2 separate regions of the Mus musculus genome follow, and region 2 is linked to region 1. The links are chromatin contacts, found by Hi-C or POLR2A ChIA-PET in ENCODE. All regions are on one chromosome and are shown on one strand. Each heading gives the region's core, a stretch centred on a gene start or an enhancer-like site at or near the end of the contact. The rest is flanking DNA. Distances are from core to core; before and after follow the strand shown.

What was found. Hi-C counts contacts between places; a loop is a spot of excess contacts on that map. ChIA-PET counts read pairs that join two places held with the same protein, here RNA polymerase II (POLR2A).
Region 2: a loop to region 1 is called in a map of left cerebral cortex, with 2.4 times the contacts of the local background. The contact joins two enhancer-like sites. A Hi-C loop is called at or near these places in 1 of 37 maps with a recorded cell type or tissue (left cerebral cortex). POLR2A ChIA-PET finds 5 or more read pairs at or near these places in 1 of 5 experiments (Patski).

The regions. Positions count from the first base shown.
Region 1 is chr13:37,153,352-37,160,322 of GRCm38, reverse strand. No RefSeq gene overlaps it. Among named protein-coding and RNA genes, the nearest start is that of Gm30549, 86 kb to the right of the region's middle. Within about 2 kb of position 1,369, at least 1 of the 3 ENCODE cell types and tissues checked has a DNase peak (open chromatin) inside an H3K27ac peak, as active enhancers do.
Region 2 is chr13:37,286,743-37,293,602 of GRCm38, reverse strand. No RefSeq gene overlaps it. Among named protein-coding and RNA genes, the nearest start is that of Gm30600, 41 kb to the right of the region's middle. Within about 2 kb of position 2,883, at least 1 of the 3 ENCODE cell types and tissues checked has a DNase peak (open chromatin) inside an H3K27ac peak, as active enhancers do.

The DNA of each region.
Region 1 (6,971 bases), core at 120-2,619:
TGCTCTACCAAATACTTAGCCAGTGCTCCTCAGAGCTGTCTAGGTCGTCAAAGCCAGGCTACAAGAATTGCTTTCAGGGAAGAGGAGGTTAAAAAGACACTGTCACCAGACATCCTATGGTGTCCTGTGTGGAACACTAGAGTGGGAAAAGAACATTATGTAAACAACAACAACAAAAACTAGTTGATAACCACATATCATTATTGGTTCACCAAGTGTGACAAATGTGTCACACTATTATAACATAATGACGGGGAGAAACAAGTTGTTGAGCACCTAGGCATTCCGTTACCATCTTCCAAAACTTAAAATGAACGGTTTATTAAAGAAGTCCCTCTAGAGGCTTCTCCAAGGCTCTCAGTGTAGTCATCTCTCATGGGCAGCAGTGCTGGATGGAAAGCCACTTTCTACATTCCCAGGCTGTTTAAGTAGATGTGAATATGAGACAGAGACTGAATATCTCCCTGACTTGCTAGGACAAAGGATGTTCATCCTGAGACAAAGCCAGGTGACTGTAACCCTGTGTGTCCAGGTGTGCCTGACACTGCGTCCAGTAATGGCTTCTCTGGAGGAGAGCAGGCGGCTTACCGGAAGCCACAACTATCACCTTATCTAATGACTTAAGATAGAATTGATATCTTATGAATGTGTCAGGTGCACATGCACTCACATGCATGATCAGTTCTGAATTTGGAATAGTCCCACTGTCTAGCTGCTTGCTCTCTTAGAGACACATTTTAAAATAAAATAAAATAAAATAAAATAAAATAAAATAAAATAAAATAAAATCCTAGACATCCCCAGAATTCACAGGAGGACATACGTGCCTAGAGGGACTGAGGCATAGCCCTGTGGCATCAGAGATTTTCTTTCCAAGTGCCTTGTCACTGCTGGGGGTGGACAAACACCAATCTTTTACATATTTTTTTCTCTAAATGTATAAAGTGACTCTCTCTCACTGCCCACCTCACAGCCCCCACACTCCAGTTTCTGCTTTGTTCCTATTTTCAAGGCCTTCTGGCATTACCTCAGAATAAACTAAAAATCTCCTCAAATTGGATCCTTGACTAATTCCAGAGGGGAAGAGTTTCGTTGTAAATTCTGTTTGCTTATGGATTCCTCACACTGTTTGCAAATTCCACAGGGCTGGAAGGTCTCCAGACCTATTTAAATCCCTTTTCCAATTATCCAGCCCCATCAAAGATGTCACTGGCTTGAAACAAAAAATCCAGAAGGATTGTTTTCTACAGTGTGTAAAAGGCCAGAATTTTTAAGGCATATGTTGCCTGTTTGGCAATGTTACGTGGACACCAGTATACATAGCTTCTCAAAAGCAACGCTGTCCTGAGTCTTCTAACTCAGAGCTGGAGGGGCCCCAGACTGGCCCTGCAGGAGGCAGTCAGGTTTTTTCCCACCCAGCATGTGGAAGATTTTGAATAAATTGGGAAAGAACATTTTGGGGTTCTACCACCCACATTCAGTTTGAATGCTCCATGGGGCCACAGCTGAGCTGTAGCTACAAGAAGGTTGTCATTCCCACTTTCTGAAAGAGCTCTATACATAGTAAACCTACAGGTCTGCTTTTCCTAAGGCCGGGGTTTTTGTTGTGTTCTTGTTGTTTGTTCTGCTCTCTCTCTCTCTCTCTCTCTCTCTCTCTCTCTCTCTCTCTCTCTCTTCCTTTTGGAGGTGGCATATTGCTAAATACCAGGGCTGGGAGGTCCCAGGTTTCTAGTCCTTGGAGTCTGTGGAGTCTAGCTTTGGGAAGAAAATCCTGTGTTCTGACTCATTATGTGAAAGACCTTGGTTGACTCTTGGGGCTGTTTCACTTCAAACAGGATGGATGTCTAGAACATTTCTACCCAGGAAGTCCTACTTGCCTGTCTGGTGTAAATGACTATCTTATTAACAACTAAATAAAACCAGAGAGCATCATCTTTAGGATCCCAGTCTATGTATATGTGTGTGTGCATGCCTGGAGACTGCCATGTGCCTTGTACCCCAATCTGGAGGCATTTGTCAGCTGAAACACATTATCACTATCAGTTGACCAGAAGTGTGGAGTGTTGTTAGGGAGCAGGAGACACCAATGACAAATTCTAAGGTATTTTGGAGTGGTGACCTAGGGCCTCTTCCTGTGACTTTTTTTGGGGGGGCTGATATATAGGAAATCTCCCACAGTTCTACCCTGATTATGATCACGGTAATCCCATGAACTGGGGTCCCAGACTAAGAAGAGGAAGTAGTGGGACACATTTATCACATGCTTCCTGATTGCTGAGGTGATGTGCATCTCATGACTCCCCCAGGCCCCAGCCCCCAGCTTGTCAGGAGGACTATGTCCTCAAACTGTGAGCCCACACAAATGCTTCCTTCTTTTAAGTTGCCCTTGTCAGAGCAGCAGGTGATTCATCCAAGCGTTGGATGAAAAGCAACCAGAAGGTGAAGGTTTATGCGTCCCTTTTCTCTTTGCAGCTTAGCTACAGTTCTTTAAATTTCAGTCTCTTCCTAAGGATTTAATAGATTAGCACTCAGCCAACCGATTATCTACTCTAATCAGTCAATCCACTAACACTCCTTGAGGGTCGGTATATAAAATGCATCTCGATGCTTACTCTGAAGGATGCAAAAGGAATACATGGAGGTGAATTCTGGGCCAAAAATGTCTCTTTGAACAAGTGGAAGTAAGTTATGGAAAGTGCTGGGCATTTGTGTGACGTAAGCCCTCTGTGGATGGTGTCTACTGATGCTCCTTCGTTGCTGCTCCAGTTCGGTGACCCCTCTCCTCTTTGAGCAAGCTAAAGAGAGTTCTTCTAGGCTTCAAGTTCTTCTTGGAGAAGATGGAGATGATGTGGTAGCTTTTGTTCTCTAAATGTGTCATGAGTCTTACATAAGGTCACATTTGGAAAACTGCTTTGAACACTAGAAAACATGGGACAAAATTTAGGAATGAACAATTACTTGTTGGTGAGAGGGATAAGGGCTTAATTCCAAGTGAAGGGAAGAAATCATATATTCTTGTTGTAGCTCCTGCTCTTGGGACAGGCCAGGGACAAGATCTTGAGTGATATCTATTACACCATCCACTTCCAGGTCTCTAGGGCTAGGTGTTTGAGTGACTGATTATGCTGTTTAAACTGTAATTTGATATAATCACTTAAGAGGAGTGTCTTGTTTATTTTTCCATTTATTATTATTATTATTATTATTATTATTATTATTATTTTAGACAAGATCTTACTATGTAGCTCTGGTTGGCCTCAAATTCACAGAGAACTGTGTGCCTCTATCTCCTGGGTAATGTGATCATAGGCATTAGGCATGCACAGCTATGCCCAGCTGAGAAGAGGGTCTGAATGAGGGAATTATCTATACCAGATTGGCCTGTGAGCAAGTCTGTGGGGGACTGCCTTCATCATTCATTGATATAGGAAAGTCCACCCTGAGTTTGGGTATCGTCATCTCATGGCTTGTGCTCTTGGATGCACAGGGTTGGGGATTGCCAGCTGAATACTGACTGGGCAAACAAGAGCAGTTTTTCTCTTCACTCTTAACTGTGGATAGAATATGACTTGCTGCTTGAATTCTTGCCTTTGGCTTCCCCAAACCATAGAGTGTGGCTGGGGTAGAGTGTAGGCCAAACACAGCCTTTCCTCCTCTCTGTTGCTTCTTTTCAGGTTGTCACAACAACAGAAATGCAATGAAGACATAGAATATGGGGAAAAGATGTAAAAGATGAGGTTAAAATTTATCTCAAGTTTTGTTTCCCAGCTAATAAGGTCATCCACATGTTCATTCACTCAACACTTCCTGGTGGAATCGTGAAAAAAGACCATCTCCCTGATCTTCTGACTCTCCAGAGAATCTTACTCAGTGAATGTTCTCTCTAAATTTTACCATCTAGCAAATCAGGCAGATGCCAAAGCCCAAGACACAACTGGGTCCCTGACATCTCTGAAAGTGATTCCAGACTTTGAATTGTAGCTGCTGTCTTCTGAGGACCATGGGCTGGGCTGCTGGAGATGTCACAGCAAAGCTCTGCGGGGCACATGGAAGGGTTGTGGTGGCTTGCTGAGCTCCCGAATCTATGCCAGTGGTTACAGAGCACTGGAAGGTGTTATGTAATGAGCTTCTGGTTCACTTATATGCATACATTTTTATCACCCATCTGAGGGAATTAAAGTCCCTTATTAAAACAAAATGCAGACTCTCTATAGTTTTCATTCTCATAGGAGACTGTCCAGGTAAGGGAAGGTATTTGGGCTACTTGTGCCTACCTCTATTCCTCCATGTTTTATCTGTCTCCCGGGTTTGCTTTCTTTAATTACTGTAACACCATTGCATTGGCTTCCCTGTAAACTCTGTCCTAGCAGTGAGCAGAACATTCTAGAACTTTTCATTTCCACTGGAAAACAAAGATTTTGAACCTTGAGTTCTAGAATTCTCTGAAAGGCTCTATTCAGTAGAATAAAGGAGAAGCCATAAAAGGTGAAATCCAGAACACGGATTTCTAAGCTGGTCACAGCCACTGTCTGTCCTACCCCTTCTCTGGATGTAGCTGGAGCCACAGCTGAGCCAGGATGTGCTTGCTCTTGGGCCCTGAACTTCCAGCTCAAGGTTTTCTAGTTTCCTGACCCTGTTGATAGTGTCCTGACAGTTTGGATGCTTTTAAATCTAAGACAACGCCAACAAACAGAATAACCCTCCCCAGAGTGGTTATTCTCCATGAAAGGAGAACATGGAAGACAGCAGCTACATATGGATAACAGTATCTAACATGGTAGTTGTTAGCATATGACACTCAGATACAGTGTAATAGTAAAAGGGGTCCACTGTCAAGCTCATTTAAGACCACGGTTTCTGAGACCTGTTCTCAGTCAGACAGGTATGGCAATGGCCTCAATTCAGGTCCATTTGGAAGACACAAGACACTACTATGGATGACCAAATGATGCACCCTGGCCAAACCTTCCTTAGAACCAGAATATGGTCCAAGGTCCCTCCTCTTTATTTCTTCCCCAGTCTATTTCTGCTTCCATGACGTTCAGACCTTCAATATGTCTGAAGAATCTCATAACTCACTGGATACCTCCCCAATAGATCTCATCTTACTCTGATAACTGGTTCTCATCAGACTGGTTCTCTGGAACCGGGGAGAGACATTTGAGAGTAACCCAAGTGATTGGTGGTTCAAGTGTTCCAGTCTTTCAGGTCAGACACTGTCTCTGTTTGACCCTGGTGGTCCAACCACTAACTGCTTGGTTAGCTGGCCAACTGAGATCTTCTTTCTTCTCATGGCGATTGTTTCTCTTCGTTCAGAGCATCTGCCTCCCTGGAGGGACATTAACACTTTGCTGCTTCAGGCTGGGTGCTTGACTTCAGAAACACAGCCAAGACAGCTCATGTAGGTCCATCCACATTGCATTATTTATGCCTCTTTGGCAACCTAAGAGGACAGGAGCCCTGAAAGTAGCAAAATAAACAAAAAGTCAAAACACAACATCTTGTCTGGGAAACATTGAAAAAGGTAGAGCTGTGGTCACAGCCCAGTCAACAGTACTCTGGTTGTTTGGAAAAGCAAAATAAAATTCCATCTGTGTCCACAGCTGTGTCAGAGATGGAATTCACAAAGTACGCACACAGACACCTGCCAACACAGCAACACCCAGTGATGGGAAGAGTTCACTTTCCACAAGCCTATTCAAAAGTTTATAATCAAATGATTTAAAACATCTTCAATACTTTCTTATTGTACAGTTTGGCATGTAACTAGATATGATCCCTAGGTAAGTTGTCTGGCCATAGCTCTACAGCTCATGATCAACTGTGTGTTGGTATTTGAACATAGCCATCTCTGAGAAGAGGGCTGTCATGTGTAGTTTACTGTTTGCTGAATGTGCCATTGTGATGTCACTGAATACCTGGTTGGTCCCATGGGCAGTGTGGGCTAGAGGGCCTAATGTCTTTCTTATTCTAATTTTCCCTGCCTTTTCTGTGTTCTACCCTTTGGAGTAGCCAAGGGTATCTGTGGGAGTGAAAAACATTACCAGAACTTCTTATCAAACTTAAGTTCATGTCATTGCCTATGTTTCCTTACAGCTAGGATTTCCTAAGGTGTTTTATAAGTAGTATGCACTATAACCTGTATCTGCAACATGCTCCAAACACCCACTGTCAAAGGTTTGGTTCCCAGGCGCTATTACAGGAAGATGGTGGAACCTCAAAGAGGAGGGACCTAGTAGAAAGAAGTTTGGCCACTGGAGGTGTGCCCTTGAAAGACTTAGTGAACCCCCATCTTCTCTTCCATTGGGTTTCTGTGGGTATAGAGAGGTAAGCAGCCTTCCCTGTCATGTGTTCTGACCATAATGCATTGTGTTGTTACTAGACCAAAACCAAGGTGGCCAAGTGACCATGGACTAAGACCTCTGTAAACTGTCACCTAAAATAAACCATGATTTTTAATTTATCCTGTATTTTGTTGTTAGAATTTAAAGAGCTGACTAACACAACTAAAGAGCCACCTTGTTTCCTAGTGTAAGATATCCATGGACATGAGATGAAAATTGCTATAATAATGATGAGGCCTAGAACGACATAAGAAATGCTTTTCTCCTATGCAATATCCAGTCTTGCTTCTCTGCTATAAGAAGCTGCTTCCACACTCGGGTATCTGAGCCAATCAAGTTTGAGGTCAGCTCTCCACTTATCTCTCCAAGTCCAATAATAAGAAGACGAGATCATTGCTTTTGGAGCTATGGACCGCTTGGAGGATTTAATAAAGCTATCATTCTCACTATAGAAATACACAGCAGTGCTTAAAAGCATGCCTACAATTTCACGAAGGTCATGGGTGCCCCTTCCCACTCCATTTCCTTCTCGAGACGTAATCAAGAACATATATTCTAAAATGACCTTACAGGACTCTTTTTCTCTGTATCTGCCACCATTTGAACACATCCCTGTTCAAATGCTAA
Region 2 (6,860 bases), core at 1,634-4,133, 130 kb before region 1:
AACTCATGTCTGTTACTTTTAACTGAGCCAAGAACTCATGACCTGATAGCCCATAAGCCCTAGGAAAGAACCAACTCTATTATTCTGCTAAATGGACAGAGTACTAAGCTGCCTCCTAAGTACTTATCTTTATACCCATAAAGCAGCACAGCACGCAGCTCTCATTATCGATGCTTCTTGCTTGCAGGAGAGGGTGATTACTATAGAGAATCACGTTGGTCAAAGTGCAGAGGATTAACTGTGGAAAGCTTAGTCCTAAATGGAGCATCTATGTCATATCTATCTCCTCCTGTCAAGGCTGAGCTATCATCATGGAAAAGGGAGCAGGAAGATCTTAAGAACACGAGCTAATAGATGACTGTAGCGAAGCCATGCTTCTCAGATATAACCGGACTGCTGCACACATATACTAATATCAACTGTGACTATATGAACAAGACCCATGCAAGTTGTACCCAGAAGAAATTCCCAATTTCATCTACTCTTTTTTTTCCTAACCCTACTGAGTCTTCTCATCGGTGCCTGCGTGTGCCCAGGTGAGGAGTCATCCAGTGGAACACAGGTCACATGACAGGTGCCACAGATGAAGAAAACCGATTCTCGTACCCACACCAGCCACAGTTGCCAATAGCTCCTCAATTAGGAGTTAGCTCTAATAAGTCCCTCTGCCTTCCATGCTGGAATTTGGCTACTATTTCTCTGTAGTGATCTACTGCTACCTCTGGATCTCAGTTTTTTTCTGCCCCCCTCTTCCATGATAATCCTTGAGAACTGGGAAACAGAACGTGCTATAGGTTTCCTATTTAGGGCTGATAACTCCACAATCTCTTATTCTTTGCACTTTGACCACCAGGTGTGAGTCTCTGTATTCAACATCATCTCCTGCAAAAGTAGCTTCTCTGATGATGGTGGAGAGCCACACGAATCAATGGGTATAAAGATAAATGTTTGGGGACAATTTATACTATGTCCATTTATTAGAATATTTGTAATAGGTTCTTCCCTAGAGCTTATGATACACTAAGCCCTAGGTTTTTGGCTCAGTTAACTGCAGTAGGCATGAGTTCCATCTTGTGGGGTAGACCTCAAATACAATCAGAAAATGGTTTGCTACTCCAGAGACATTCATGCCACTATTACACTATTGTGTTTTAGTGGCTGCCAGGCTGGTCATTGCTGTAGCTTACAGGAGTCACAGCTGAGTAAACCGTTACTTTTCTCCCACAGTAATATGGACAATGCCTCTGATTCCATGACTGCTAGCCAGTAGGGATGAAGTATTCAGGGCAGTATCAGTTGATTTCTCCGTGTTCTATGGCTCAAGTATTTTCAGCAACAGGATCTTACCATCAAGTTTAGGAGGGTAACAAAGACTGATGGCATAGGTTATTTTGGTTTTGGTGAGGGGGTGTCTATGAGATTTATTACCAACATGAAGAGACACAATTTACACTGGACGCTGTTTTCTTGTTTTTTTTTTTTTTTTTTTTTTTGATAACTTATGGCATCTGGAAGATGTTTTGTCCCTAGGTATAGGGTAATTCCACTTATTTTATACATGTATATGTGTATGTGTTTGTGTACATGTTTTTGAAGCTCACACAATAGTAGGTTTCCATAGATCATGATATGTCTATGTGTGCACATGTGCATTTGAGTGCCAGTGGCCACCAGCATAAAGAGTTAGATCTTCTAGGGCTAGATGCCCAGGTGGTTGTGAGCAGAAGTCTGACATGGGTGCATTGTTCTTGAACTGTTCAAGAGCAGTGAGTGCTCTGAAGGCTAAGTTGTCCCTTCAGCCCCAGTCCCCCTTCTTTATAGCTCCTGACTGTTCATGCAAGGACATGTCCTACTCTGTAGTTTGTTCAGTTCTTGAAAGGATAATGCTTCCTGAAAGGATAATGCCTCCTCTAGATTTGCATTTAACATTTCGTGGAGCTATTTATAATCTCAAGTTTTCCCAGTGTGGCCTTTGCTCTGGCTGGACTACCTAATTATCACACCGTGTTAAAGAAACCAAGCTCATTAGAACCATCTCTTTTGGATTCTTTTTTGCTTCCTCTTAACCCTGGCTAGCTGTGTTATGAGTATATGATTTTGAATGGGGAAATATAGCGGCATGCTTGAAAAACTTCAAATCCTTAGAAAATACCTCAAGAGTCATCTGCTTACTAAGGGTCTAATTTTCAAATATAAAGGACAGGACCTGATAGCTATTTGTAGCTCATTTAGGGTAGTTAATGAGGAGTTATCTAATGAAGAGGCTGAGCAACAGCCTAAGAGTCCTCTTGAATAGGCTTAATCATCTTTGTCTGATGATAATCTATTCATCTTTTTTTTTTAAACCTACCCAAAAGGATACTGAGGAGGTGACTGATTTAGAAATTTAGTAACATATTCAATCCAGTTTGGATTGGTTTTGTATACTGAAAAGGAATCACTGTTTAATAAGTGTGCTTCTACTATATAATTCACAGAGAAGAGAAACATGCTATTTAAGAAAAAGAAACATATTAGATGAGCTCGGGATTGTTAAGTAGCTTCCTAAGTGTTTGGCAATCTTATAATTTTCCCCTTGCTTTGTCTGCATATCTCACTTTTCTTTCCAGACTTGGTTGGGTTCTTTTAAAAGTCATCGTCTCCTGAAGCATGTAATTTTAAGTAACAAGACAGTGAAGTGACATATTGCAACACTGGAATTGTTGAGTCAGCCCTTCATAATTTCACAACTGTTAAAATACTCACACTGGAAACTATGACTAACTCCCTCTAATTCTCAAAAGCCCTCTCAAGAGAAAACTCACATTTTGTGCTACTCAAATGCCATCAAAATGACTCCCTTCTGGCTCCTAGTTCAGCTCAGCAGGCAGCTAGTAGAATAGCAGGTTGGTGCCTGTAAGCAGCTGTGGGCTGCATTAAAAGCTCGCCAGTAATTGTGTCTGAGAGATGAATAGGGCAGAGCCCACTACAGACTCAAGGTTGAAAAAAAAACCCAACAACAACAATGCTTAACAGATTCTGTTATGATTGCATCTTACAAGACATCCACCAATATTTAAGAATGTAAAAATCACTGGTTTTGATGGAGTTTGATGATGCTTTAAAAGGCATGTGTCAGATGCTGAAGTTTAGGGAAATTACAAAATTGAGTTCTTGAGATTCCTCTAAAATCCCCCCCCCCATTTTATTTTAGGGGTATGGGTGTTTTGCCTGCATGTAACTCTGCACAGCACTTGAGGTCTTGGTGCCCAGGGAGGCCAGAAGAGAGTCTCAAATCCCCATAGGACTGAAGTTATAATGGGTAGGAGCTGCCATGTGGATCCTTATGAAATTTATCCAACAAAATGCTTTAGCGCTATTGAAGGTGCTTTTAAAGTCCTCACAGATTACCCAAGTCCCTCTTGCCTTACAGAAATCTTCATCTGGTGAACCAGTTTGTTCAGCCAGAGCCACAGGCCCAGCCAAAGGTACTTGCTGTCTTATTTGTATATGTATTAAGGAGCTGATATTTCTGGTCTTTAAAAAAATGCCCTCTCTGAGTTGTCTGATGTGGATACAAGCATTGCAGTCACTTTTTGACTAACAATTAAAACAGGTCCTGAGAGATGTACCATCAAATTCAGGTGACTTCCTGTGTGAAAACCCTGTGGATCTCTTACACAAGCCTAGATGCTGGAGGTCAGTCAGGGAATATGGCCACTTAAAGCGACAGAGACACAGCAAAGACAAGACTGGGGGAGCTGTTGCCAGCGTCCCAGGGTGCACTTTCACAATCAACACTCTTTAAATAAGTAGGGGTATTCTCCACATGACCAAGAAAAACACGCTATTATCAATTGCATAAACAACCCAATAAATACAGATAAATGCATAAACAGCAAGCCAGCCACATAATTAATTGGTTGTTATCATGATCAAATACTACATGCTTTCTGTTATTTCATGTGTCACTATGCTGCTTTTATTAAACAATTTTTACATACAACATTTTTGATCATATTATCTCCCTTCCCCAATTTCTCCTGGATCTCCCCACCTCTCTATATGTTCTCTCTCTCTCTCTCTCTCTCTCTCTCTCTCTCTCTCTTTCTCTCTCCTCTGCCTCTGCCTCTCTCTCTCAAAACAGAAAAACAAACAAACAAAAAACAACCAACCAATCAATCAATCAATCAATCAATCAATCAAACAAACAAACAAACAAAAGATTCTGGAACTAAACACACATCACCTTAAAAGCCCACAGAGTCTGTTTTGTGTTGGTCACCTTCTTCTGGGCATGGGATCTGCCCTGGAGTGTGGTTCTTTGAAGATAACTGACTTTTCCTCTCCCAGCAGGTATCAATTACAAACAGCTTTTTGGTTAGGGGAGGGGTTTTGTCTTCACTTCTTCTCAGTGGTGGTGTGTGGTCTGGTTTGGACCTTTGCAAGTCTTGTGCACGCATGCTGCCACAGTCTCTGTGAGTTCATGTTTATCAGCCCTATTGTGTCTGGAGGATGCTCTTTCCCTTAGAGTGAGTCATCAGACACCTCTGGCTTTTACACTCCTTCTGTCTCCTCATCTGAATAGTCTCCTGAGCCTTGAGTGAAGACTTTGATAAAGGCATCCCATATAGAGATGAGTTCTCCAAGGTCTCTCTCTGCACATTGTCCGGTTGGTCTCTGTGTTAATTCCCACCTGCTGCAAGAAGAAGCTTCCAGATTAGGGCTGATCGATGAAGTGATCTGTGGGGATAGCAATGTGTCACTAGGAGTCATTTTCTTTCTATGATTGGCCACCAGAGTGGTAGGTATGCTGATACCAACAGTGCTGAAGCCAGGTAAGGAAACATGTAATGTCACCAGGCTAAAGGAACAAATCATCATTGTCATTATGATTTATGGGATCCTGTCTATGGGGGCCCATCATCAACTCAAATGCTATATGGCACATGGCTAATACTACATTACAGGTTTCACAGATAAGAACACTGAAGTGGTGGGTAGTTAAGTAGCCTCATTTTACAAATGGGAAGACTGTCTCATTAATTTCAATCTTTGTTGCTTGTGTCAGGTAGTGTCTATGGTGTGCCCAGATCACCCTCTGTACTGGCTAGTTTTGTGTCAACTTGACACATCTGGAGGAAATGCCTCAACTGAAGCTTCTTTTTCTGTGGCTACCTGTTGGCTCAGAAGTCTTTGCTCACAGGGCTGGATCTTGTGGAAGCTCCTGCCTTGTATCCCTAACCTGGTGGAAAAATTCACATCCTGGTCCTTTATTCTAGAGCAATCAACTTTATGCTTGACGTAAGGACAGCAGGTCCTTTGGCCTTGGGTAAACTTACTTCTGACCTACCCCTTGCTACCTACTTGGAAGAAGAAAAGGACAGAGAAGCCTCTAAGCTAAGGCATGGAGACTTCACACTCAACTTTGTCCTCTATGTGTTAGATTTTGAACTTATCTCACCTAAACTCTTTTCCTCCCTAAATGGGGGACCTCTGTTTAAAAAATTACACGTGTCAACATACTGGAGATGTTTTATAATGTCTGAAGTGCTTCACACACACATGATTCATGTCTGATTCCACAGTCCCCGCTGTGACTAGGTTTAAAGATGCTCCATGTTTGGATCAATATTCAAAGAGGGTCTTAAAATCATCTGAAATGAGAATTTATATCAGGAAGTATAAGAGATGTGAGACTCTTCCAGACTACAGATAGAAGACACACCTGAGGACAGAGGCTATCTAATACAGCAATGTGCCCATGCAGTGAGAACGCTGGGTCAGGGAGCCAGGAGACAGCTGGGAGGAAGAGGCCTGTGAGTCTCCACACGTGTGCATATCTGAGTGTATGTGAACATGTGGGGTATGTGTGTGTGTATGTGAACATGTGGGGTATGTGTGTGTGTGTATGTTAACATGTGGGGTATGTGTGTGTGCATACAATAGGAGGAGGAGAGACTGTACTAGGCATTTCATGTGATCATATGTCTGATGTGTATACACGTGATCATGTGTGTAATATGTACATACAATCATGTGTATTGTATGTATGTGTGCTGTGGACTGAAAGAAAAAACACTGCACCTCGCAAAGCATTTATGTGATTATATTCCTTTCTTGCTATCAGCCCTGTGAGTCTTCCTCCACGAATTTTGAAAAACCACGGCAGATATTGAACACATTGTGGCAACCTTTGTGAACTGTCCAGTAGTGCTCACTCCATGTTCCTGATCTTGCACATCTCGCCTCCAGATCTTTCCCATCTTCTAGAACAGATACTCTGGATCCGTTGATCAGCGATTACCCACTTCTCTCCCTCTAGCTCCTGACATTCTGCTTTCTGTCTCTGAATTTGGCTACTGCAGGAGCCTCTGATACGTGGAATCACAGAGCATGTGCCTTTTCATCACTGCCTACTATATTGGCCTTATTTTCCTCAAGGTTCCATGTTGTACCATTTGCCACACTATGCTTTTATAGGCTAAATAATATTCCACTATGTATGAGTTATCCTCCATGTATGGAGGGAAAATTGAACCCCACGCTAGTTTGTAGGGTGTCTTAATTAGGGTTTTACTGCTGTGAACAGACACCATGACCAAGGCAAATCTTATAAGGACAACATTTAATTGGGGCTGATGTACAGATTCAGAGGTTCAGTCCATTATTATCAAGGTGGGAGTATGGCAGCATCTAGTCAGGCATGGTGCAGGAGGAGCTGAGAGTTCTACATCTTTATTTGAAGGCTCCAAGGAGAATACTGGCTTCCAGGCAGCTAGGATAAGGGTCTTAAGTCCACATCCACAGTGACAAACTCACTCCAACAAGGCCACACACACCTCCTAATAGTACCACTCCCTGGGCCAAGCACAAAGAAA